2 separate regions of the Homo sapiens genome follow, and region 2 is linked to region 1. Evidence: read pairs that join two places in POLR2A ChIA-PET (ENCODE). Cell type or tissue: OCI-LY7. All regions are shown on one strand. Each heading gives the region's core, and the rest is flanking DNA. Links, peaks and the distances in the headings are about the cores only.

Region 1 (12,060 bases), core at 2,132-10,131:
GCCAACATGGTGAAACCCCGTCTCTACTAAAAATACAAAAATTAGCCAGGTGTGGTGGCATGAGCCTGTAATCCCAGCTACTCCGGAGGCTGAGGCAGGAGAATTGCTTGAACCCAGAAGGTGGAGGTTGCAGTGAGGTGAGATCGCACCACTGCACTCCAGCTCTGGGCAACGGAGCAAGATTCCGTCTCGTGGGGAAAAAAAGGTGTAAAGGAGCACATACCTCATTTGCTGTAAGTGAAAGGAAAAGCACCTGAATCTAGTTCACAGTTCTTCAGCTGCTTTTGCTCTTGGAAACTTCTCTTGGGGAATTTATAGTCTGTTGCCGCTGTGCTTTCGGAGTAATCTGTTAAAAAATTCTTTATCAGTAAAGTGTTTTTAAGTGGTTTTTTTTTTTTTTTTTGAGATGGAGTTTCACTCTTGTCGCCCAGGCTGGAGTGCAATGGCGTGATTTCAGCTTAGTGCAACCTCTGCTTCCCGAGTTCACGCGATTCTCCTGCCTCAGCTTCCCAAGTAGCTGGGATTACAGGCGGCCGCCACCACGCCTAGCTAATTTTTGTATTTTTAGTAGAAACGGGGTTTCACCATGTTGGCCAGGCTGGTCTCGAACTCCTGACCTGAGGTCATCCGCCCTCGCTGGCCTCCCAAAGTGCTGGAATTACAGGCGTGAGCCACCGAGCCCAGCCTTGAGGCTCATTTTCAAAAGGAGAAGGGTAATGAACTAGGATTTATGCCCCAAATTCATATGGAAGATTTAATTATGTATGTTAAAGGGTGCTGTTGTTTGCATATTTAGCCATTGGTTTTTGGTTTTAACCTATGGTTTGCATGTTGATGTTACTTTTAGATGCTGGCAAGTCAACCATTGGAGGACAAATAATGTAAGTCTGTATCTTTTGTTAAATAACAGAGTTAAATTGATGTAATGAATTTTAGGCATTGTAAACCTTCATACAGTCACACAAAGGAGATAAAACAGGTCCCCCAAAGAAAAATTAAAAATAAAATTACTGGGACACAATACTGATGTTAAGAAGTGATTTTTGGCCTGGTGTGGTGGAACACACCTATAATCCCAGCATTTTGAGAGGCTAAGGTGGGAGGATCACTGGACTTGAGGTCTGGAGTTTGAAACCAGCCTGGGCAAGACAATGAGACTCTGTCTCTACTTTAATTTTTTTAAAAGTAGTAGTTTTTGTAATGTGATTATTACTAGTGTTAAATGTGTTTCTGAAAGCTTTTTACATTTTTTAAAAATAAAAAATGAACACAGAACTCTAGATTATGGGAAACTTGGTCTCCTTTGCATATAACATACATGGGAATAATGACAACCAGCTCTTGAATCTGGTGAATGGGGGAACTGTTTTTTCCTCATTCATCAGCTCCTTAAATGTATATGGATTTAATAAAAGACAGGTAGACTAGCTAAAATGCTAAGATAATTTTTTGATCGTATTATAGAAATTTCCTAGGTATGAAATGACCGTGGCTGGCCTTTAGTAATGCATTTTAGTATTGACAAATCTTGATAACTAAAAAGTCCTAAATTTTTAATTGCTTCTCTAAATTAGACCCATTTCTTTGAACTGTGTCATCAGAGGACCTAGAGGGCTTGCCATCATCTTGCCTAGTTAAATTTTTTTTTTTTTTTTTTTTTTTTTTTTTTTTTTTTTTTTGAGATAGGGTCTCATTCTGTCACCAAGGCTGGAGTGCAGTGGCATGATTTTGGCTCACTGCAGCCTCGACCTCCTGGACTCAAGCAATCCTTCCACCTCAGCCTCCCAAGCAGGTGGGATCACAGGTGCATGCAACCAAGCCTGGCTAATTTTTGTGTTTTTTTGTAGAGGTGGTGTTTCATCATATTGCCCAGGCTGGTCTTGACCTCTTGGGGTCAAGTGGTCTGCCCACCTCTACTGCCTCCCAAAGTGCTGGCATACAGGTGTGATTAACCACACCTGGCTAATCATCATTGGTAATCTTGCCAGTTACTTTTGAACATTTCCACAACAGAGACTCTAAGACAGGCTGTTAAACAGGGGTCCTTCCCCAGGTCTCTGTGGTTGAAGTGTCACAGCCATATGATGTTATGTTTCAGGACAGTGTATATTTTTTGCTGATGGGCTGTAAGTTTTGGTGGCGTCACACTGGGTTTCTACATGCAAATGCTTAGGTGCACTGCACTATAGATGTCTACGTGGAGAACACAGATGAAAGCTATAGGGAAAGGAGAGCTTTGAATTGGATTGAGTCAAGGAAGTATGCATTACTAACGAACTATTTTGAAATTATTATCTCATTTTGACAAGTAATAAGACTTACTTGCCTAGACAACATTGTTGCAATTTTTTTTTCTTTTCTATAGTACCTACATTTACATTTACTTGTTATTTTATTTTTAAATTTACTTGGCTGGGCATGGTGGCTCATATCTGTAATCCTAGCATTTTGGGAGGCCAAGGCGGAAGGATCATTTGAGCCCAGGCTTCAAGAAGAGCCAGGACAATATAGTGAGACCCTCATTTCTATAAAAAATAAAAATAAAACTATATTTATTTTAAGAGACAGGGTCTCGCTGTGTTGCCCAGGCCGGAGGGTAGTGGCTATTTATAGGGGGGAGGATGATAGCGCACTATAGCTTCAAATTCCTGTGCTCAACTGATCCTCCTACCTCAGCCTCCCAAGTAGCTGGGACTACACGCTTGCACCACCATGCCCACCTTATATTTACTTAAAAAAAACAAACAAAAACAAAAAACAAAACCTACTATATTCTGAAATAATTTTAGATTTACGGAATGGTTGCAAAAACAGTACGGGAAGTTCCCTTCATTCATCCTGCCCTGATGTTGACATCTTATAACCATAGTCATTCATCAAAACTTCCTTATTACTGGTGAAATTAGTCATGATTACTTGGTTAAGGTGTCATCTGTCAAGATTGTCCACTATAAGGTTATTGTTTTCCCTTTTCTTTTCTTTTTTTTTTTTTTTTTTTTTTTTTTGAGACAGAATCTCTATCGCCCAGGCTGGAGTGCAGTGCAGTGGTGTGATCTTGGCTCACTGCAACCTCCGCCTCCTGGGTTCAAATGATTCTCCTGCCTCAGCCTCCCAAGTAGCTGGGATTACAGGCATGCACCACCACGTCTGGCTAATTTTTTTGTATTTTTAGTAGAGATGAGGTTTCACCATGTTGGTCAGGCTGGTCTTGAACTCCTGACCTTGTGATCCGCCTGCTTTGGCCTCGCAAAGTGCTGGGATTATAGGCCTGAGCCACCGTGCCCGGCCATTTTTTATTTTTTGTTTTTTTTGTTTTTTTTGTTTTTTTGAGAAAGGGTCTCCCTGTTGTTTAGGCTGGAGGGCAGTTGTGTAATCATGGCTCACTGCAGCCTCAACCTCATGGACTCAGGCAGTCCTCCCAACTCAGCTTCCCAAAGTGCTGAGATTACAGGCATGAGCCATCACACCTGGCCTGATTTTTTGTTTTTTTTAGAGACAGGGTCTTGCTCTTAAACACAGGCTAGAGTGCAGTGGTGGAATCATAGCTTACTGTAACCTCACACTCCTGGGCTCAGGTGATCCTCTCACTTCAGCCTCCCAAGTAGCTAGGAATACAGGCATGCATCACCACACCAGGCCAATTTTTTAATATTTATGTGGAGATGGTCTCACTGTGTTGCACTGGCTGGTCTCAAACTCCTGGCCTCAAGGGATCCTCCCACCTCAGCCTCCCAAAGTGCTGGGATTACGGGCATGAGCCATCACACCAGGCCACTTTGTCTGTTAATTCGAGACTGTAAATATCCTTTTTCCACTTACACTTTCCATAATTTTAGCATCCACCAGTGGTTCCTTTACTTTAACTATTTTCTGGCCAGGCGTGGTGGTTCTCATGCCAGTATTCCCAGCACTTTGGGAGGCTGAGGCTGGCAGATCACTTGAGGTCAGGAGTTCGAGACCAGCCTGACCATGGTGAAACCCAGTCTCTACTAAAAATACAAAAACTTAGCCAGGCATGGTGGCACACGCCTGTAATCCCAGCTACTTGAGAGGCTGAGACAGGAGAATCGCTTGAACCCAGGAGGAGGAAGTTGCAGTGAGCTGAGATCACGCCACTGCACTCCACCCTAGGCGACAGAGCGAGACCCTGTCTCAAAAAAAAAAAAAAAATATGGCCAGGCGTGGTGGCTCACGCCTGTAATCCCAGCACTTTGGGAGGCTGCGGCAGGTGGATCACCCAAGGTCAGGAGTTCGAGACCAGCCTGGCCAACGTAATGAAACCCCATCTTTACTACAAGTACAAAAATTAGCCGGGTTTGGTGGTGGGTGCCTGTAATCCCAGCTACTCAGGAGGCTGAGGCAGGAGAATCACTTGAACCCAGGAGGCAGAGGTTGCAGTGAGCCGAGATTGTGCCATTGCACTCCAGGTGGATGACAAGAGCGAAACTCTGTCTCAAAAAAAAAAATATATATATATATGTAATATATATATTTTATATAAAAATGTGTAATATATTTTATATAAAAATATGTTATATATGTTATATATATATTTTATATTTTTTTAGACAGACACACACATATAAAATAACTATTTTCTGACGTTGAAATTTTCGACAATTTTCACGTTTTCCTAATTCCACTGAGTAATTTGTGAGTAATTGTTTACTTTTTTTTTTCTTTAAATGTTTTCAGGTATTTGACTGGAATGGTTGACAAAAGGACGCTTGAAAAGTATGAAAGAGAAGCTAAAGAGAAAAACAGAGAAACTTGGTATAGTAAACTTTTATGACACTTATAAATTACTTTTAAGGAGACGATGCCCACTTAGTGCTTTTGGAGCCTGTTAAAATATAAATTGTTGAAGTCTAAAATCGTATCACAACAAAGGAAATTTCCCCTCTCCTCATAATACACAGTAGATGAGTTCCTAATGCTTTAATAACTTACACAGAGAAATTTGGAAACAATCCATATATCTGGTGATAGACTTGTTGAAAATACTATAAACCATCCATTTAATTGGGTGATTTTGCAACCACTGAAAACTTACATTTACATAATTTATAGTAACCATGAATAGAACTTGCGTTGTGGTGGCAGTTGGGGGGAAGCAGGAAACATCCCTGTACTTAAGATATGACCATTATATAAATAAATGCTGGAAATAAAATGGAATGGAATTATTGACAGTGGTTGCCTTTGAATGGTGAGACAGTCAACTTTTTTGTTTTCTAACCTTGTTACTTTTATTTTTAAAAAGTTAGCAAGCCTTACCTCAATGGGATATTGACAGTCATTTTTTTAAAATAAAATTATATTCCTCTAAAATAAGCGGGAGAAATGCTAGTCAGTGTTGTTATAAAAAATTGAGGACATGCTGTGAAGATGATGAGGTAAGCTAAATTAATGCCCACTATTACGGATGGTTTGAATTTATATGAATTTTTGCCTGGCAGTGTGATATTGAAGCAATTTTTAGCAAGTAACCATTGCTCCCACATGGTGCGTTAGTGGCTTTCAGTTTTCAAAAATATCTGAGGACAGTTATTTTTTATTTTATTAAAAAGTTTTAGTCCTGGCACAGTGGCTTAAGCCTGTAATCTCAGCACTTTGGGAGGCCAAGACGGGCGGATCACGAGGTCAGGAGATCGAGACCATCCTGGCTAACATGGTGAAACCCCGTCTCTACTAAAAATACAAAAAATTAGCTGGGCAAGGTGGCAGGCACCTGTAGTCCCAGCTACTTGGAAGGCTGAGGCAGGAGAATGGCGTGAACCCGGGAGGCGGAGGTTGCAGTGAGCCGAGATTGCACCACTGCACTCCAGCCTGGGCAACAGAGTGAGACACCATGTCAAAAAAAAAAAAAGAAAAAAGGAAAACAACTTTTATTGGGCCAGGCGCGGTGACTCAAGCCTGTAATCTCAGCACTTTGGGAGGCAAGGCAGGCAGATCACACCTGAGGTCAGGAGTTCGAGACCACCCTGGCCAATATGGTGAAACCCTGTCTCTACTAAAACTACAAAAATGGCCGGGCACAGTGTCTCACGCCTGTAATCCCAGCGCTTTGGGAGGCCGAGGCAGGCGGATCACCTGAGGTCAGGAGTTCGAGACCAGCCTGACCAACATGGAGAAACCCTGTCTCTACTAAAAATACAAAATTAGCTGGGCATGGTGGCGCATGCTCTAATCCCAGCTACTCGGGGGGCTGAGGCAGGAGAATCACTTGAACCTGGGAGGCGGAGGTTGCGGTGAGCCGAGATGGTGCTGCTGCACTCCAGCCTGGGCAACAAGAGCTAAACTCCATCTCAAAAAATATATATACAAAAAGTAGCCGGGCGTGGTGGTGGGCACCTGTAATCCCAGCTACTTGGGAGGCTGAGGCAGGAGAATAGCTGGAACCTGGGAAGCAGAGGTTGCAGTGAGCCGAGATGGTGCCACTGCACTCCAACCTGGCCAGAGCAAGACTCCCATCTCCAAAAAAAAAAAAAAAAAAAAAAAAAAAGAAGAAGAGGGGTGGGGGTGCCGGGCACGACCTAGGCTCTGTTGCCCAGGCTGGAGTGTAGTGGCTCCATCTCCACTCACTGCAAGCTCCACCTCCTGGGTTCACACCATTCTCCTGCTTCAGCCTCCCAAGTAGCTGGGACTACAGGCACCCGCCACCACGCCTGGCTAATTTTTTGTATTTTTAGTAGAGACAGGGTTTCACCGTGTTAGCTACGATGGTCTCAATCTCCTGACCTTGTGATCTGCCTGCCTCAGCCTCCTAGAATGCTGAAATTACAGGCGTGAGCCACAGCATCCATCCAAAAAAGTTTTATTATTACCCTTTAACTCTCAAGACAGCCATTATTTGTGTTGTATTTTGTGCCATGTGAGTATAAAAATGAAGTAATAAGGGAGCTCATTATCACTTAACACACAGTGATATTGGCATTTGTAGTTAGTCTTTCTGTGTAGTCAACTTGCCATAAAGTTCTAGATGGTATAATTGACTGCGTTTATATAAAAGCTCTAAGGGTTTGAATCAAAATAATACATTCTTTCAGTTTTATTTTATTTATTTATTTTTTTGAGACGGAGTCTCACTGTGTCACCAGGCTGGAGTGCAGTGGCGCGATCTCAGCTCACTGCAACCTCCGCCTCCTGGGTTCAAGCGATTCTCCTGCCTCAGCCTCCCGAGTAGCTGGGACTACAGGCGCCCGCCACCATGCCCAGCTAATTTTTGTATTTTTAGTAGAGATGGGGTCTCACCATGTTGGCCAGGATGGTCTCAATCTCTTGACCTCAGGTGATCCGCCTGCCTTGGCCTCCCAAAGTGCTTGGATTACAAGCATGAGCCACTGCACCTAGCCCTTTTTTTTTTTTTTTGAGAGACAGAGTCTCCCTCTGTTGCCCAGCCTGGAGTGCGATGGCACGATCTTGGCTCACTGCAACCTCTACCTCCCAGCTTCAAGCGATTGTCCTGCCTCAGCTTTCGAAATAGCTGTGACTACAGGTGTGCACCACTATGCCCAACTTTTGTATTTTTAGTAGAGATGAGGTTTCATCATATTAGCCAGGCTAGTCTCGAACTCCTGACCTCAGGTGATCTGCCAGCCTCGGCCTCCCAAAGTGCTGGGATTACAGGCGTGAGCCACTGCGCCCAGCCCTATTCTTTCAATTTCTTTGTTTTCTTTTGAGACGGAGCCTTGCTCTGTCGCCCAGGCTGGAGTGCAATGGCACGGTCTTGGCTCGCTGCAACCTCCTCCTCCCAGGTTCAAGCGATTCTCCTGCCTCAGTCTCCTAAGTACTACAGGTGGGCTCCTCCACACCCAGCTAATTTTTGTATTTTCGGTAGAGACAGGGCTTCACCATGTTGGTCAGGCTGGTGTCGAACCCCTGACCTTGTGATCCGCCGCCTTGGCCTCCCAAAGTGCTCAGATTACAGATGTGAGCCACCGCACCCGGCTCAATTTTCATTTCACCAATCTTGTTCGTGATTTAGGTGTTGTGTGTCATCCATTATATCTTTAATGGTGAAGAATATCCTAAAAACTCTGATGTTCTTAGGAATATTGTTCTTTTTTTAAAAATTATTTCAGGTACTTGTCTTGGGCCTTAGACACAAATCAGGAAGAACGAGACAAGGGTAAAACAGTAGAAGTGGGTCGTGCCTATTTTGAAACCGAAAAGAAGCATTTCACAATTCTAGATGCCCCTGGCCACAAGAGTTTTGTCCCAAATATGATTGGTGGTGCCTCTCAAGCTGATTTGGCTGTGCTGGTAAGAAAGACATTTCCAGTCCATCTGTATATTTGTTAGTAGCCCCGCTTATATCTTTAAATTTGAATTTATCTTCTAAAAGCTCAAATTCAGGTTGCAGTGAAATATAATGATGTACACGGTCACAGTTTTCATCATACTAATCTCTCTTCAAGAAATCTTCAAAATTTGATTTACTTCTGAAAATACGTTTCACCTTTTCTCTCCTGTTGCTATTATCTATTACCATGTCAGAACTTAGTCTCCATTAAATGCCAAGCCCACCGTTAGGCACCATGGGTAAAAAATGAATAGGAAACCATCTGTTTCATACGGTCTTCAGTCATTTTGCGCTTTTCACAATGTACTGGTAGTAGATCACAATTTTTTTTCCTTTGTAGTTACAATAGCTAGAAAGTAAATGTTGGAATTTTAAAATATGCAGGTATACTAGATTTTGGGAATGTGGGGGATTGGAAGCATCTAGACATTGTTTGATTTGTGACATTCAAAAGCAGGTACGTCATAACTCGTTTGCTTCTATTTTCTTGCAAAAAAAAAAAAAAAAACTCGTGATATAACTGAAAGGAAAGATGTTTTACTGCCATAAGGGTATGCCTGAAGGCGAAGGAGTAAACTGTTTCCTTTCTTGGAATTAGGTAATCTCAGCCAGGAAAGGAGAGTTTGAAACTGGATTTGAAAAAGGAGGACAGACAAGAGAACATGCAATGTTGGCAAAGACAGCAGGTGTAAAACACCTAATTGTGCTAATTAATAAGATGGATGATCCAACAGTAAATTGGAGCAATGAGAGGTGAGCGTAGATGTCTGGTATTTTATGTTAGTGGGATTAAGGATGGTTTTGTTATTGTACGACTTTTTCTCTAGGGTTTTTCTAAACCTTAATCTGTTTACTTAGGAAACTAGAGTTCTTGGTTTACATTATAATTGAGTTATTTTGGTTACATTATAATTGCAGATATGAAGAATGTAAGGAGAAACTAGTGCCATTTTTGAAAAAAGTTGGCTTCAATCCCAAAAAGGACATTCACTTTATGCCCTGCTCAGGACTTACTGGAGCAAATCTCAAAGAGCAGTCGGATTTCTGTCCTTGGTACATGTAAGTAACTGTTTTTTCCTTTTTTTAAAAAGGAAAAGGATGTTATTACTTAAATTACTTATAAAGACATATGCTGAGTAACATGTTAACATATGCTTTTGAGCATATATCTTTATAAGTAATTTAAGAAAATATTAAATGTAACCTTGGCTTTAAAAATACTAAGATCTTTGCCCATTTTTAAACTGGGTTGTCATTTTGTTACTGAGTCCTAAGAGTTCTTTTTAATACTGGCTACCAGTCCCTTATCAGCTACAATATGATTATAGCAAGTATTTTCTCCCACTTTATGGATTGCCTTTTTTCACTTCTCGATGGTGTCCTTTGAAGCACAAAAGGTTTTATTTTTGAAGTTTTTTACATTTAGATATGTATTTGATTTTGAGTTAACTTTTGTGTAAGATGTAAGGTCTATGTGTAGGTTTGTTTTGTTTTTGTATATTAATTGTTTACACACAATTTGTTGAAAAGACTATTCTTTTTTCATTGAATTGATTTGGCTCCCTCTTTGAAAATCAAATGACCATAAATACGAGTTTATTCTTGAACTCCGTGTTTCTTTTTTTTGGTTTGTTTTTTTGAAACAGGTTTTCACTCTGTTAACCAGGCTGGAGTGCAGTGGCATGATCTCGGCTCACTGCAACCTCTGCCTCCCAGCTCAAGAGATCCTCCCACCTCAGCCTCCCAAGTCGTAGGGACTGTAGGCACATGCCACCGCACCCGGCTGATTTTTGTATTTTTAGTAGAGACAGATTCACCATGTTGCCCAGGCTGGTGTCGAACTCCTGGGCTCAAGAGATGCACCTGCCTTTCGGCCTCCCAAAGTGCTGGGATTATAGGCATGAGCCACTGCACGCAGCCAATACTGTATGTTTAAAGGGGAAATTATTTTATAGAATCTTGGTTTCATAGCTGGAAAAGTCCATAAAAAGTAATATAGTCAATTTATTACATGTAGGCTATTTGCTATAAAATATTTCTCTAAATTTTAATAAGTTTATGAGGAAGCCTTATACTGAGCAGTTTTATAATAGTTTTCTGTGGAATAAGTGAGATGAAATGGATAATAAAGTGGTTGAATGGGAAGAATACATGAGTAGAATGAAAATATTATTAGAAGCTGTTTATAGTCATGTAACTTAACATTTTGATATTTATGTTGACTTCCTTTAATGGCTTTGTTGTTATGTTCTCAGTGGATTACCGTTTATTCCATATCTGGATAATTTGCCGAACTTCAATAGATCAGTTGATGGACCAATCAGGCTGCCAATTGTGGATAAGTACAAGGTACCCAAAATGTTAAAGAAATTGGGTTTCCTGGGAGGGGAAATCATTGTTGTGCATTTTGTTTCTAGTTTTGAAAACTTTTTTTCTTTTCTTTTCTTTCTTGTTTTTTTTTTGACAGAATCTTGCACTCTGTCCCCCAGGCTGGAGTGCAGTGGCGCGATCTCAGCTCACTGCAAGCTCTGCCTCCTTGGTTCAAGTGATTCTCCTGCCTCAGCCTCCTGAGTAGCTAGGACTACAGGCTCCCGCCACCACGCCCAGCTAATTTTTTATATTTTTAGTAGAGACGGGGTTTCACTGTGTCAGCCAGGATGGTCTCGATCTCCTGACCTTGTGATCCACCTGCCTCGGCCTCCCCCAAGGTGCTGGGATTACAGGCGTGAGCCACCGTACCTGGCCTTCTTTTTTTTTTTTTTTTTTGAGACGGAGTCTCACTCTGTCACCCAGGCTAGAGTGCAGTGGTGTGATGTCAGCTCACTGCAACCTCTGCCTCCCAGGTTCAAGAGATTCTCCAGCCTCAGCCTCCTGAGTAGCTGGGACTACAGGCGTGTGCCACCGCATCCAGCTAATTGTTTTTTGTATTTTTAGTAGAGACCGGTTTTCACCATGTTGGCCAGGCTGGTCTCGAACTCCTAACCTCAGGTGATCCGCCCGCCTTGGCTTCCCAAAGTGCTGGGCTTACAGGCATGAGCCACCATGCCCGGTCCAAAAACTTTATTAACAACATAACATTGATGTCTTTTTCTTAATGGCTTTATATTAGTGGTATAGATAGACCATAATTTATTCAACAAGTTTAGTTTATTTTAGCTGTTTCCCGATGAGCCAGGGATCATATCTTAGTGATAAACTCATAGATGTAACTGCTGGGCTCAAAGGATTTTCTTATTAAAGTTGATGCATATTGGTAAATAGCATCGCAAAAATACTGTGCTAACTTCTGTCACCACTAGCAGCATGAGTGTTAGTTTTACCACAGCCTCACCAGCACTGGATGTTCGTCTTAAAAAAAATAAACTTCCTTGTTTTTAACTGGATTTCCAACTTGAATTTTTAAGTTTTGCGGTATCAATGTATGTAATGTTTTCCCCTCCTCAAATACATTATTCTTTAATTAGCTCCGTTCTAAATTTCTTTAACAAGTATTGCTTTTTCCAATTTTATATATGAGGAAACAGGCCTAGAGATCAGGAGAACCTGAATTTGTACAAACAGTTCAGATCTTCCAACATAAACTTCTGTGTTGTTTTCTGCACCTTTTTTTTTTTTTTTGAGATGGAGTCTCGCTGTTTCACCAGGCTGGAGTGCAGTGGCATGATCTCGGCTCACTGCAACCTCCGCCTCCTGGGTTCAAGCGATTCTCATGCCTCAGCCTTCCGAGTAGCTGGGATTATAGGCAGGTACCACCA
Region 2 (12,060 bases), core at 2,768-10,767, 120 kb before region 1:
TCTATAATAATGGTAGCACTTCAGTCAGATGGGCAGAATGGGCTGCTTAACCAATGTCGTTAACACAAAGGATCATGCAGCTGAAAAAAAAATAAGGATAAATTCCTGTCTCATAAGGATAAATTCCTAATGCAAACCACAGACAGAATGAAATTCCAGATGGGTCAAGATCAAAGAAAAATGTTAAGTGTAAAAAATGAAAACGTTTACAGTAAAAATAACTGAGAAAAATACTGAAGAATCTGAGGATAAGATGCAGTACTCGAAAACCAAAACATTTTAAGGTTCACAGAATTAATTACATAAAATTTGTAAATGTCTACATGGCAAAAAGATACCATAAATACAGTGAAACAATAACTAAAGTGACAGATGAGAAAATATTAACAGAACATATAGCTGAAAAAATTAATATTCACAAAAACTCTGTTTCTACAAATGGATAAGACAAGCAACTCAAAAAATAAAAAGCACAGAAGGTGAAGAAATCAACCACAAAAGGGTGAAATACAGTTGGCCAATAAATATAAGAAAAGATACTCAATCTCACTAATAGCCCAAGAAAGTATAGTAACACTGAGGCCCAGGTTAGGACTAAGGACTTCAAAAGCAATCATAGTGCTAGCAAGAGCATGGGGAAATAGGTATTGCCAATAGGAATAGAAATATGAATTGCTATACCTTTCTGCAAAGACATCAGGCAGTATAATTTTTGTTGCTGTTGTTGAGATAGGGTCTCATTCTGTCACCCACACTGGAGTGCAGTGGCAAAATCATGGCTCACCGCAGTCTCGACCTCCCGGGTCCCAGTGATCTTCCACCTCAGCCTCCCAAGTAGCTGAGACCACAGGCGCTACCACGGTCAGTTAATTTTTTTAATTTTTTTTTTTGTAAAGACAGGGGTCTCACTATGTTGCCCAGGCTGGTCTGTAACTCCTGGGCTTAAGCAATCCTCCTGCCCTGGCCTCCCAAAGTGCTAGAATTATAGGTATGAGCCACTGTGTTCGGCCAGTATAATTTTTTTTAAGGTGCATAACCCTTTGACCCAGCAATCCCACTTCTAGGAAATCACCCTATAAAAATAAAAGCCCTAACAGCAAGAAAATGAACAAGAAATGAACAGACAGCTCACCAAAAGGGATATGCAGATGGCCAACAAGCACAGGAAAAGATGTCCAACATCATTAGTCATTAGGGAAATGCAAATTCAAACCACAATAAGACACAACTACACACCTATCAGAATGGCTAAAATACAAAGTCATGACAAAATCAAATGCTAGCAAGGACACAGAGAAACTGGATCACTGCCACACTACTGGTGGGAACGCAAAATGGTACAGCCGCTCTAGATAAAACTAACTATGCAAATACCATACAACCTAGCAATGACACTCTTGTGCCAGTGAAATTATTGTTGGCAAGAAAGAAAAAGGTAGACTTATGAACTACTGGTAGAAATGTTTCGAAAGCCAGAGGCTGCTCTCTGACTCAGCAACCCAACTCCTGGAAACCTATACCAGAAATATAAAATCCTCAGTATATTAAAAAAAAAATGATGCTTAAGAATGTCTATTGCTTCATTGTCCATCATAGTAAAAATCAGAAACAAAGTCAGTATTCCACAGGCAACTGTTTGTACATCTGCAACATGCAATGCAATGTAGCCTTTTAAAAAGAATTATTAGCCGGGCGGGGGCAGTGGCTCCCACCTGCAATCCCAGCACTTTGGGAGGCCAAGGTGGGCAGATCACTTGAGGTCAGGAATTTGAGACCAGCCTGGCCAACATGGTGAAATCCCGTCTCTAATAAAAACACAAAAATTAGCCGGGCGTGGTGGCGGGCGCCTGTAATCCCAGCTACTCAGGAGGCTGAGACAGGAGAATTGCTTGAACCTGGGAAGTGGAGGTTGCAGTGAGCCAAGATTGCACCACTGCACTTCAGCCTGGGTGACAGAGCGACATTCTGTCCCAAAAAAAATAAATAAATAAAAAGAATCATTAGAACTATAACTTGGAGGCTGGGCACAGTGGCTCAGGCGCCTGTAATCCTAGCACTTTGGGAGGCCAAGGTGGGCAGATCACGAGGTCAGGAGATCGAGACCATCCTGGCTAACACGGTGAAACCCTATCTCTACTAAAAATACAAAAAGTTAGCCGGGCACGGTGGCGGGCGCGTGTAGTCCCAGCTACTCAGGAGGCTGAGACAGGAGAATGGTGTGAACCCGGGAGGCGGAGCTTGCACTGAGCCAAGATCGCATCACTGCACTCCAGCCTGGGCGACAGAGCAAGACTCCGTCTCGGAAAAAAAAAAAAAAGACCAGGCACGGTGGCTCACGCCTATAATCCCAGCACTTTGGGAGGCTGAGGCGGGCAGATCACGAGGTCAGGAGATCAAGACCATCCTGGCCAACATAGGGAAACTACATCTCTACTAAAATACAAAAATTAGCCAGGCATGGTGGTGCGTGCCTGTAATCCCAGCTACTCCGGACGCTGAGGCAGGAGAATCACTTGAACCAGAGAGTTTCAGTGAGCTGAGATCGCACTACAGCACTCCAATCTGGCGACAGAGTGAGACACCATCTCCAAAAAATATAAAAAATTAAAAAAAAAGAACTATAACTTGGAAATGTTTCAGTGCAGGAGTACCAAGATAAAAAATAAAAATGCACAGCATTATGTATGATTCTATTTTTGTAAAACAATGGCAATAAGGCTACATATATGTGTATATATACATGGCTATTTTATCTGTAAATAATTGTGTACGCATGGAAAAATATAGAACAAATAATTCTTGGTCATTAACATAAGCAACCCAAAGGGAAGGAAAACATACAGGACAGAAAAAACGGGACCCTCCCCCTCTCCCCCAAAAAAAATAGTTGACCAAAAAGTAAAAAGAAAAAAATTCATGCTTTGCAACAGTGATAACTCACAAGGCAGCAGTTTTCAAGGTACCATAAGTGTGAAGGTTTGAGAATAGCAGAAAGGTACATACAAATAATCAAATTAATCTTTGTACAGAGGAACCAGAAAATGGAAAAATAACCTATCTTTAAATGGTAAATCATAATTTCTGATGATTTTCTTTTTCTTTTCTTTTTTTTTTTTTTTTTTGAGACGGAGCTTCATTCTTGTTGCCCAGGCTGGAGTACAATGGCATGATCTCGGCTCACCACAACCTCTGGCTCCCAGGTTCAAGCAATTCTTCTGCCTCAGCCTCCTGAGAAGCTAGGATTACAGGCATGCACCACCACGCCCAACTAATTTTGTATTTTTAGTAGAGACAGGGTTTCTCTATGTTGGTCAGGCGGGTCTCCAACTCCTGACCTCAGGTGATCTGTGCTCCTCGGCCTTCCAAAGTGCTTGGATTACAAGCATGAGCCACCGCGCCCGGCTCTGATAATTTCCAAATGTTACTAATATAAACAATAATTGTCCTCCCTGGTATAGACAGATCTCCAACTCTTGGTCTAGATGCAAATGCTGCCTGGATACTCTTGGCGGATGAGGAATGACAAAATCAGGAACAGGTGCTGGCACTGAGAAGGAATCTGCTGCAGGAGCCAGTAAATCAAAACGGAAAAAGAGAATGGAGAAAAACAAGAGCCCCTGGATGCAGGCGTGAATAAATGAGACACGAGAAATCACATGAAGCCAATAGTCAATGGGATCTCCAAGTCTGGTCAAAGTCCACAGCCTGAGAGAACAAAAAATTCAAACCAAAAGCTTGCTTTAAAAAAATAAAAACTCAGCCAGGCACAGTGGCATGCACCTGGAGTCTCAGCTATTTGGGAGTTTGAGGAGGGAGGATCACTTGAGGCCAGGAGTTCAAAGCCAGCCTGGGCAATATAACAAGACCCGTCTTTAAAAACATTTTCTTAATAAATAAAAATAAAGGCCAGGCACGGTGGCTTATGCCTGTAATCCTAGCACTTTGGGGGGCCGAAGCGGGTAGATTGCCTGAGCTCAGGAGTTCAAGACCAGCCTGGGCAACACGGTGAAACCCATCTCTACTAAAATACAAAACAAAAAAAATTAGCCGGGTATGGCGGCATGTACCTGTAATCCCAGCTACTCGGGAGGCTGAGACAGGAGAATCACTTGAACCTGGGAGGCAGAGGTTGCAGTGAGCCAAGATTATGCCACTGCACTCCAGGCTGGGCAACACAGCGGGACTCCATCACAAAATTAAATACATAAATAATAAATAAATAAAAATAAATAATTTAAAAACCAATATATATTTCTTTTCATTCCTGCTTTCTGGCCAGCAGTGCATGAGACCACCCTTTTCTCCTCTCTCGATATATATATATATATATATATATATATATATATATATATATTTTTTTTTTTTTCCCCCAGTAGAGACAGGGTTTCACTATGTTGGCCAGGCTGGTCTCGAACTCCTGGCCTCAAGCAATCTGTCCCCCACTCAGCCTCCCAAAGTGCTGGGATTACAGGCGTGAACCACCGTGCCTGGCCACTAACAATAATCTTGACTGTTGTTTTGAGGTTTTGTCAGTCTGATGGGTGAAAAGTAGGCAGCTCACTGTTGCTTTAATTTGCATTTCCTTGACTACTAGTGAATTTCGGTGTCTTTATTTTCCTAATATATGTTTGCTGGCTATTTGGCTTTGCTGTTTTATGCAAAGCTTCCATGGTAGAGCCATGACATTATTTCTCAACCTCCACATCTGGGTAATCACTGAATCTCATCAAGGCTCAGTCCCAAACCTCAATCCTTCTGTCTCTTCCCCAGTCCCTGCTTCACTCTGCCCTCCAACCCCGGTTCTCCCAGATTCCATCTCACCCCACCCACCTCCACTCCTCCACCCACCCCAACCCATGCATCCTGGGCAGAAGCTATCTACCTGAAATGCAAATGTGACTTTGTCATTTTCTTTCTTTTTTCCCAATTGGTACCATACTACGCTGTAGGTACACAGTACATGACACGATTTTAGGGAAACCCAGATAAACATTTATGTGTGTCAGGAAAAAATATAACCAGCACCAGACCAGAGTAGACAGTGCCTTGGAATTCCACCTCAAGCCAACCTCTGGCTCAGATGGAACATAGAAATGGCAAAAATGGTGAAAATGGTACACAATGGCCTAAGTTTAAGAAATAATGCCCTGCCAGGCACGGTGGCTCACGCCTGTAATCCCAGCACTTTGGGAGGCCGAGGCGGGCAGATCACGAGGTCAGGAGTTTAAGACCAGCCTGGCCAACATGGTGAAACCTCATCTCCACGAGAAATACAAACATTAGCCAGGCATGGGGGCAGGCGCCTGTAGTCCCAGCTACTCGGGAGGCTGAGGCAGGAGAATCACTTGAACGTGGGAGGCGGAGGTTGCAGTGAGCCAAGACTGCACCACTGTACTCCAGCCTGGACAACAAAAGCAAAACTCTGTCTCAAAAATAAAAAATAAACAAAAGAAATACTGCCCTAACTGATGGCATTCCAATACTTCCCTGTGATAGCAGAGAAGAACCTGCTGACTTTCCAACTGATCTCCCAAACCAAACAACACTCATTCATGCACCCCACCACTTTGCCCCACATCCCTGCACTTTCACATCTGCTATTCCCTCTGCCTAAAATTCCTATCCCACCTATTTGACCGCTAACAACCCTGCTGTCGCCCTATGACAACTAATATTTATTACAGGTCACCATAATTGCCCACAATTTACATGTCCAACTCCCAGATTCAGTTTTGAATTTCTTGAAGACAGCAACCATCTCATCCAATTTGCATCGCCAATGCCAACATAGTACTCTATAAATAAATACCTGTTGAATGAAGGAATTAATGAGGCAATCCCTCCAACCTTCAGTTACTAGTAATTGTCAAAAAACACAGGTATGTCTAGTCATACAAAAAAAAGTTTTGAGTTTATTACGTTTTAACTGGGTGTACCAAGCAAATATTATTACAGCTAATCCTGACTATAACCCTAGCAAGTGAGTATCATTATTATTATCTGATTTTCCAGATGGTGCATGCGAGGTTTAAAGGAGCTAAGTCAGTCCAAAATTACACAGCTGGTAACTGGTGATTTGTGGCTGAAGGAGGCATGAAGGTAAGTATATCTGACACCAAAGCTCACACCCCATGCTCACCACCTCTCTCCACTGTCAGGTTCATGACGAAGATGACGGTGCTAACATAATGTTTATTATGGCCTAGGCAGTATTTCTCAACAACTATCAATATAAGTAAGACAAATATTAATTTAAATTTAGATATAAAAATAGGTTCAGGGCCAGGCATAGTGACTCACGCCTATAATCCCAGCACTTTGGGAGGCCAAGAAGGGTGGATCACCTGAGGTTAGGAGTTTGAGAACAGCCTGGCCAACATGGTTAAACCCCGTCTCTACTAAAAACACAAAAATTAGCTGGGTGTGGTGACACACCCCTAAAATCCCAGCTACTCGGAGGCTGAGGCACAAGAATCGCTAGAACCTGGGAGGCAGAGGTTGCAGTGAGCCAAGATCACGCCACTGCACTCCAGCCTGGGCGACAGAGTGCGATCCTGTCTCAAAAAAAAAAAAATCAGATATAAAAATGGGCTTAGATTTGTTAAACGTCCTGGAGGTTCCCCATTGCTAGAAATAATCTTTTTTCAAAAAAAAAAAAAAAAAAACCCCAAGCAATTCATTTAATCAAGCAGTAAAATAAAAGAGTATGCAATATGGACTGTCTACTACAGAGCCTCAAAGTGGAAATAAAGTACTTGGGGTAAGGGAGGGGGAGAGTCCAATTAATGAACCCCAGGATTTTTGGTCAGGATGACAAGAATCGTAACATCCAGTCAACACCTCAAACTAGTTAGAGGCTGGTAAGAAACTTGTGATGCAGGGAACATAAAAATCACATGACAAACATTCAGAGATATTTAAAAGAGAAAAAAAAGCCTGAAAAAGCCATTCCGTTTCGTAAGTCCTCTGGGGGATACACGTGACAGTTTTCAACTGCATTAAGAATAACATCAGGAACAACAAAGGGCAGCTGGTTTTGGTTTTTAGCTTCCTGAAAAGTCCAAAACTGATTCTAATTCCTCAAAAGGTTAAAAAAAAAAAAATCACCAAAACAAATCATTCTTTTCTGCATGCTTTGAAAGGAGAAGAAATGCTCTCCTATGATTTCTTCTGACAGTCACCTGAAAGTTCATTAAAAAGAGCAATTTCTTGTTTGTTTGTTTGTTTGTTTTGAGACGAGGTCTCACATCGCCCAGGCTAGAGTGCAATGGCGGGTTGATGACTCACTGCAGCCTCGACCTCCTAGGCTCAAGTGATCCTCCCGCTTCAGCCTCTTGAGTAGCTGAGACCACAGGCCTGCACCACCGCACCTGGCTAGCTAATTTTTGGTTTTTTTGTAGACATGGGGTTTCGCCATGTTGGCCAGGCTGGTCTCGAACTCCTGGGATCAAGTGATCCTCCCACCTTGGCCTCTCAAAGGGCTTGAGATTACAAGTGCGGGCCACTGCACCTGGCCATAATTAACAACTTCTAAATGCAGATGAATACCTGAAGCCAACTCACTGCCACCCATATGGCAAAGAGATCCAGTGTGTGAGTGTGTGGTAAATGTCTACCAAGTGTCAAAACACCTTACATATCCTTATAATGAAAATCACAACAGCTAACAATTACTGGAAACTTACTACCTGCCAGGCAATGTTTTAAGGGTTGCACATGAACTGACTCATAACAACCCTCTGAAGTGAATACCATTATACTACCCATTTCAGAGTTGAGGATATTGAGGTGCAAGAAAGAAACTTGCCCAAAATCGCAACACAACCCAGAACTGGCAAACCCAGGATTCAAATGCCAAGCTCCAAAGCCCATGCTGATTCCACTGCCCCCGTTAGCATTCCTGTTCATAATTTGAAGGGAAAACTTCCAGATCACGTCCTCTGATTCCGTATGGGACAAAGACGCCTTGGCGGAACAATCACGTTTCTAGTCTTTGAGGTAACTTCTAGGGCCTACAAAGCTCCTGGGCCATTATTTCTAGAGGGCAAAATATTCCAAAGATATCTTAAAGCTTCTTCACAGGCCAGTCTGACTGAAAGAACATGGAATAATTTCAATGAACCATAAGAACGAGTCTTTGTTCCTAGAGAAAAACAGAGCTAGAAAACACCACCAACAAAGAGAAGCGCGCATTTCAGAGCCCAGCGGCTGCCACCACTTCCTCCTGGGGAGGCTTCTCAGGACTCCATCTGAAGGAAAAAACAAGTCTCGCCTGCATTTCCCCTAATGTCAATACTGTTTTATGTTCCATGTGAAGATGGCAGCATCTCACGGTGTCCGTCTCTCACAAGATCAAATATACATATATATATATACACACACACACACACACACATATATACACACACACATATAAAAATATATATATACATGTATACATATATATATCTCTCACACACATACCCACACACACATACAAAAACATGCTCACACACATCCACCTTGGATTTTGTATTTTGGCAAAATACGGTGCACCATTTAGGCTCCCAAATCCAGCAATGGTCTGCTCTGTCCTGCTAGCACTGTCTCTACTCGAAACATTACTCATCCACCAACACCTTGGCAGCTTTTTTTCGGTGTAAGGATATGTACTATTATTTACTTATTTGTCTTGAATTTGACTCACTTTGTTCAGTTACATACACCTGTTTAAAAATTATTTTAAAATTTAAAAAATGGAAAGCTCCATCACAGTTGTAAATGGTAAACTAGCATCATATGACATAAAAACAGTAGCCTTAAAACTAAACATAGGCCGGGCGCAGTGGCTCATGCCTGTAATCCCACCAGTTTGGGAGGCTGAGGCAGGTGGATCACTTGAGGTCAGGTGTTTAAGACCAGCCTGACCAACATAGTGAAACCCCGTCTCTACTAAAAATACAAAAATTACCCAGGCCTGGAGGCGCGCACCTATAGTCCCAGCTACTAGGGAGGCTGAGTCAAGAGAATCGCTTGAACCCGGGAGGTGGAGGTTGCAGTGAACTGAGATTGCGCCACTGTACTCCAGCCTGTGCGACAGAGCAAGGCTCCATCTCAAGTTAAAAAAGAAAAAAAAAAAAAAAACTAAATACAATTAATGTAATAAATTTTGACTCTCTGCCATGGCCAGAGGACGGCTCTGAGCCTGATATCTGCACACTCTTTTAAAAAAGAGAGGCATACGAAAAACATATTGTTTTTAACTATTTTGAACAAGCTGTCATTTTTGTAAGTCAAAAATGATCCAGGCCGGGTGCGGTGGCTCATGCCTGTAATCCCAGCACTTTGGGAGGCCGAGGCGGGAGGATCACCTGAGGTCGGGAGTTCAGGTCCAGCCTGACCAACATGGAGAAATACTGTCTCTACTAAAAATACAAAATTAGCCAGGCATGGTGGTACACACCTGTAATCCCAGCTACCTGGAAGGCCGAGGCAAGAGAATCGCTTGAACCCAGGAGGCAGAGGTTGCGGTGAGCCAAGATCGCGCCATTGCAGTCCAGCCTGGGCAACAAGAGCGAAACTCCATCTCAAAAAAAGAAAAAAAAATTTCCTTGAAAAAGTAGCGAAAAGCAGGCCAGGCGCAGTGGCTCACGCCTGTAATCCCAGCACTTTGGGAGGCCGAGGCGGGCGGATCACAAGGTCAGGAGATCAAAACTATCCTGGCTAACACGGTGAAACCCCATCTCTACTAAAAATACAAACAAATTAGCTGGGCATGGTGGCGGGCGTCTGTAGTCCCAGCTACATGGGAGGCTGAGGCAGGAGAACAGCGTGAACCTGGGAGGCAGAGCTTGCAGGGAGCCGAGATAGCGCCACTGCACTCCGGCCTGGGTGACAGAGCGAGACTCCATCTCAAAAAAAGAAAGAAAAAGTAGTGAAAAGCTTTAAAAACAAAAGGAGAAAAAGGGCAGATGGCTGGATCAGAGAGCAGGGCATGTGAGGCCTCCAGGCTGTGTTAAGGACGTGGGTCTTTCTCCCAAGAGCAAAGACAAGGCAGCTGGGAGGTTTCAAGGGAGCATGAGGTGAGGGAATCTGCATTCTGCATTCAATGTGGTGGAAGCAGGACAAGAACGAATGGGAAGAGCCTAAGGCTGCAGCGGCCATGCTGTGAGATGCTGGTGATGGGGACCGCGGGCCAGGAGAGGAGTTGGAGGGAAGTGAGTGGATTTGAGCTCAACTCCAGGGCCGGGCCAGCTATCAGCGGTGAGGAAGGGAGGCAACTCATCTATCTTGTCAGTCCTAAGTTATTTTTAAATGTTCGCTGACTTTCCCTCTTGAGATTCAACTTTCTTCTTCTTTTTAATTATTTTTTTGAGAGAGTCTTACTCTCTCACTCAGGCTGCATTGCAACGGTGTGATCTCGGCTTACTGCAACCTCTGCCTCCTGGGTTCAAGCGATTCTCCTGTCTCAGCCTCCCGAGTAGCTGGGATTACAGGTGGGCACCACCACGCCTGGCTAATTTTTGTATTTTTAGTAGAGACGGGGTTTTGCCATGTTGGCCAGGCTGGTCTTGAACTCCTGACCTCAAGTGATTCGCCTGCCTCAGCCTCCCAAAAGGCTGGGATTATAGGCGTGAGCCACTGCATCCAGCCGAGATTCAACTTTCTCACAGAATAGGGACAATGATGTGGCCTTTCCAACATGAAGGTGGTGCCACCTTTACCCAAATACATTTCAAAGGTAAGACCAGGTCTCTGATATTAAGAAGGAATCCCACTGAGGTAGAGGAGAATAATTTTTTTTTTTAAACTCAGCCTCAAAAACCATTTAGTCACTAAATAGCACACAAGGGAGAAAGAACAAGTCATGGAACTCTAGCCGTTCCAAAACGTCTAACGTAGGCTATGGCATTTTGCCTCTCTGAATCTGTTTTCTCATCAGTAAAAAAGGGATAACCCAGGCACAGTGTGGCTCATACCTGTAATACCAACACTTTGGGTGGCCAAGGTGGGAGGATCACTTGAGTCCACAAGTTTGAGACCAGCCTGGGCAACATAGTGAGACCCCATCTCTACAAAAAATACAAAAATTAGCCAGGTATGGTGGCTTGCATCTGTAGTCTTAGCTACTCAGGAGGCTGAGATGGGAAGATCTTGAGCCTGGGAGGTTGAGGCTGATGTGAACCATGATCACACCACTGTACTCCAGGCTGAGCAACAGAGCAAGACCCTGTCTCAAAAAAAAAAAGAAAGGGTAATACTTCTGCTCCTTCTGAGGACTAGGAATCAACATAAATAAAATGTAGCAAAAGTAGTCACAAACTATAACTATTATTATTGCTTTTTTTTTTTTTTTTTTCTGAGACAGTATCGCTCTTGTTGCCCAGGCTGGAACGCAATGGCGCAATCTCGGCTCACCAAAACCTCCGCCTCCTGGGTTCAAGCACTTCTCCTGCCTCAGCCTCCCTGCTTAGCTAGGATTACAGGCATGTGCCACCATGCCTGGCTAATTTTGTATTTTAAGTAGAGACGGGGTTTCTCCACGTTGGTCAGGCTGGTCTCAAACTCCCGACTTCAGGTGATCCTTCCGCCTCAGCCTCCCAAAGTGCTGGGATTACAGGCGTGAGCCACCATGCCTGGCTATTATTATTATTATTATTATTATTATTTTAGAGACAGGGTCTCTGTCTATTGCCCAAGCTAGAATGCAATGGCACGATCATAGCTCACCGCAGCCTTGAACTCCTGGCCTCAAGCAATCCTCCTACCTCAGCCTCCCAAAGCAATGAGATTACAGACATGAGCCACAGCGCCTGGCCTATTATTAGTAATAGTAAGCCACGTACTCCTTTTAGCCATAAACAACAGTTATCACAGAAAGAATTAACTTTTTAAATTCTACTATAAAATAGAACATTTTCTATAACAAAGGTTATGGTAGTAAATTCTATTATATAGGTTCAGTATTCCTTATCCAAAATGCTTAGGATCAGAAATGTTTCGGATTTCAGATTTTTCCTGACTGTGGAATATTTGCATTATATACTTAACAGTTAGGCACGCCTAATCCAAAACTCCAAA

The links. Peaks named below come from ENCODE experiments on the same cell type or tissue, not always from the same donor. Only the 100,000 strongest peaks of a DNase experiment are listed, where the experiment ranks them.
Region 2: POLR2A ChIA-PET joins it to region 1 with 5 read pairs; 3 of 35 experiments call an interaction of 5 or more read pairs at or near these places.

What each region holds. Positions count from the first base shown.
Region 1 is chr16:11,883,775-11,895,834 of GRCh38, reverse strand. GSPT1 (G1 to S phase transition 1) reads left to right here. Exons shown (of 15, transcript NM_002094.4): 5 at 848-881; 6 at 4,696-4,773; 7 at 8,085-8,265; 8 at 8,904-9,058; 9 at 9,224-9,364; 10 at 10,561-10,654. Among named protein-coding and RNA genes, the nearest start is that of GSPT1, 26 kb to the left of the region's middle. In OCI-LY7, for the core only: no CTCF peak of the experiment used is centred there; no DNase peak of the experiment used is centred there.
Region 2 is chr16:12,005,795-12,017,854 of GRCh38, reverse strand. The region is part of intron 3 of SNX29 (sorting nexin 29); the gene reads right to left. Among named protein-coding and RNA genes, the nearest start is that of SNX29, 35 kb to the right of the region's middle. In OCI-LY7, for the core only: no CTCF peak of the experiment used is centred there; a DNase peak (open chromatin) is centred at 6,994.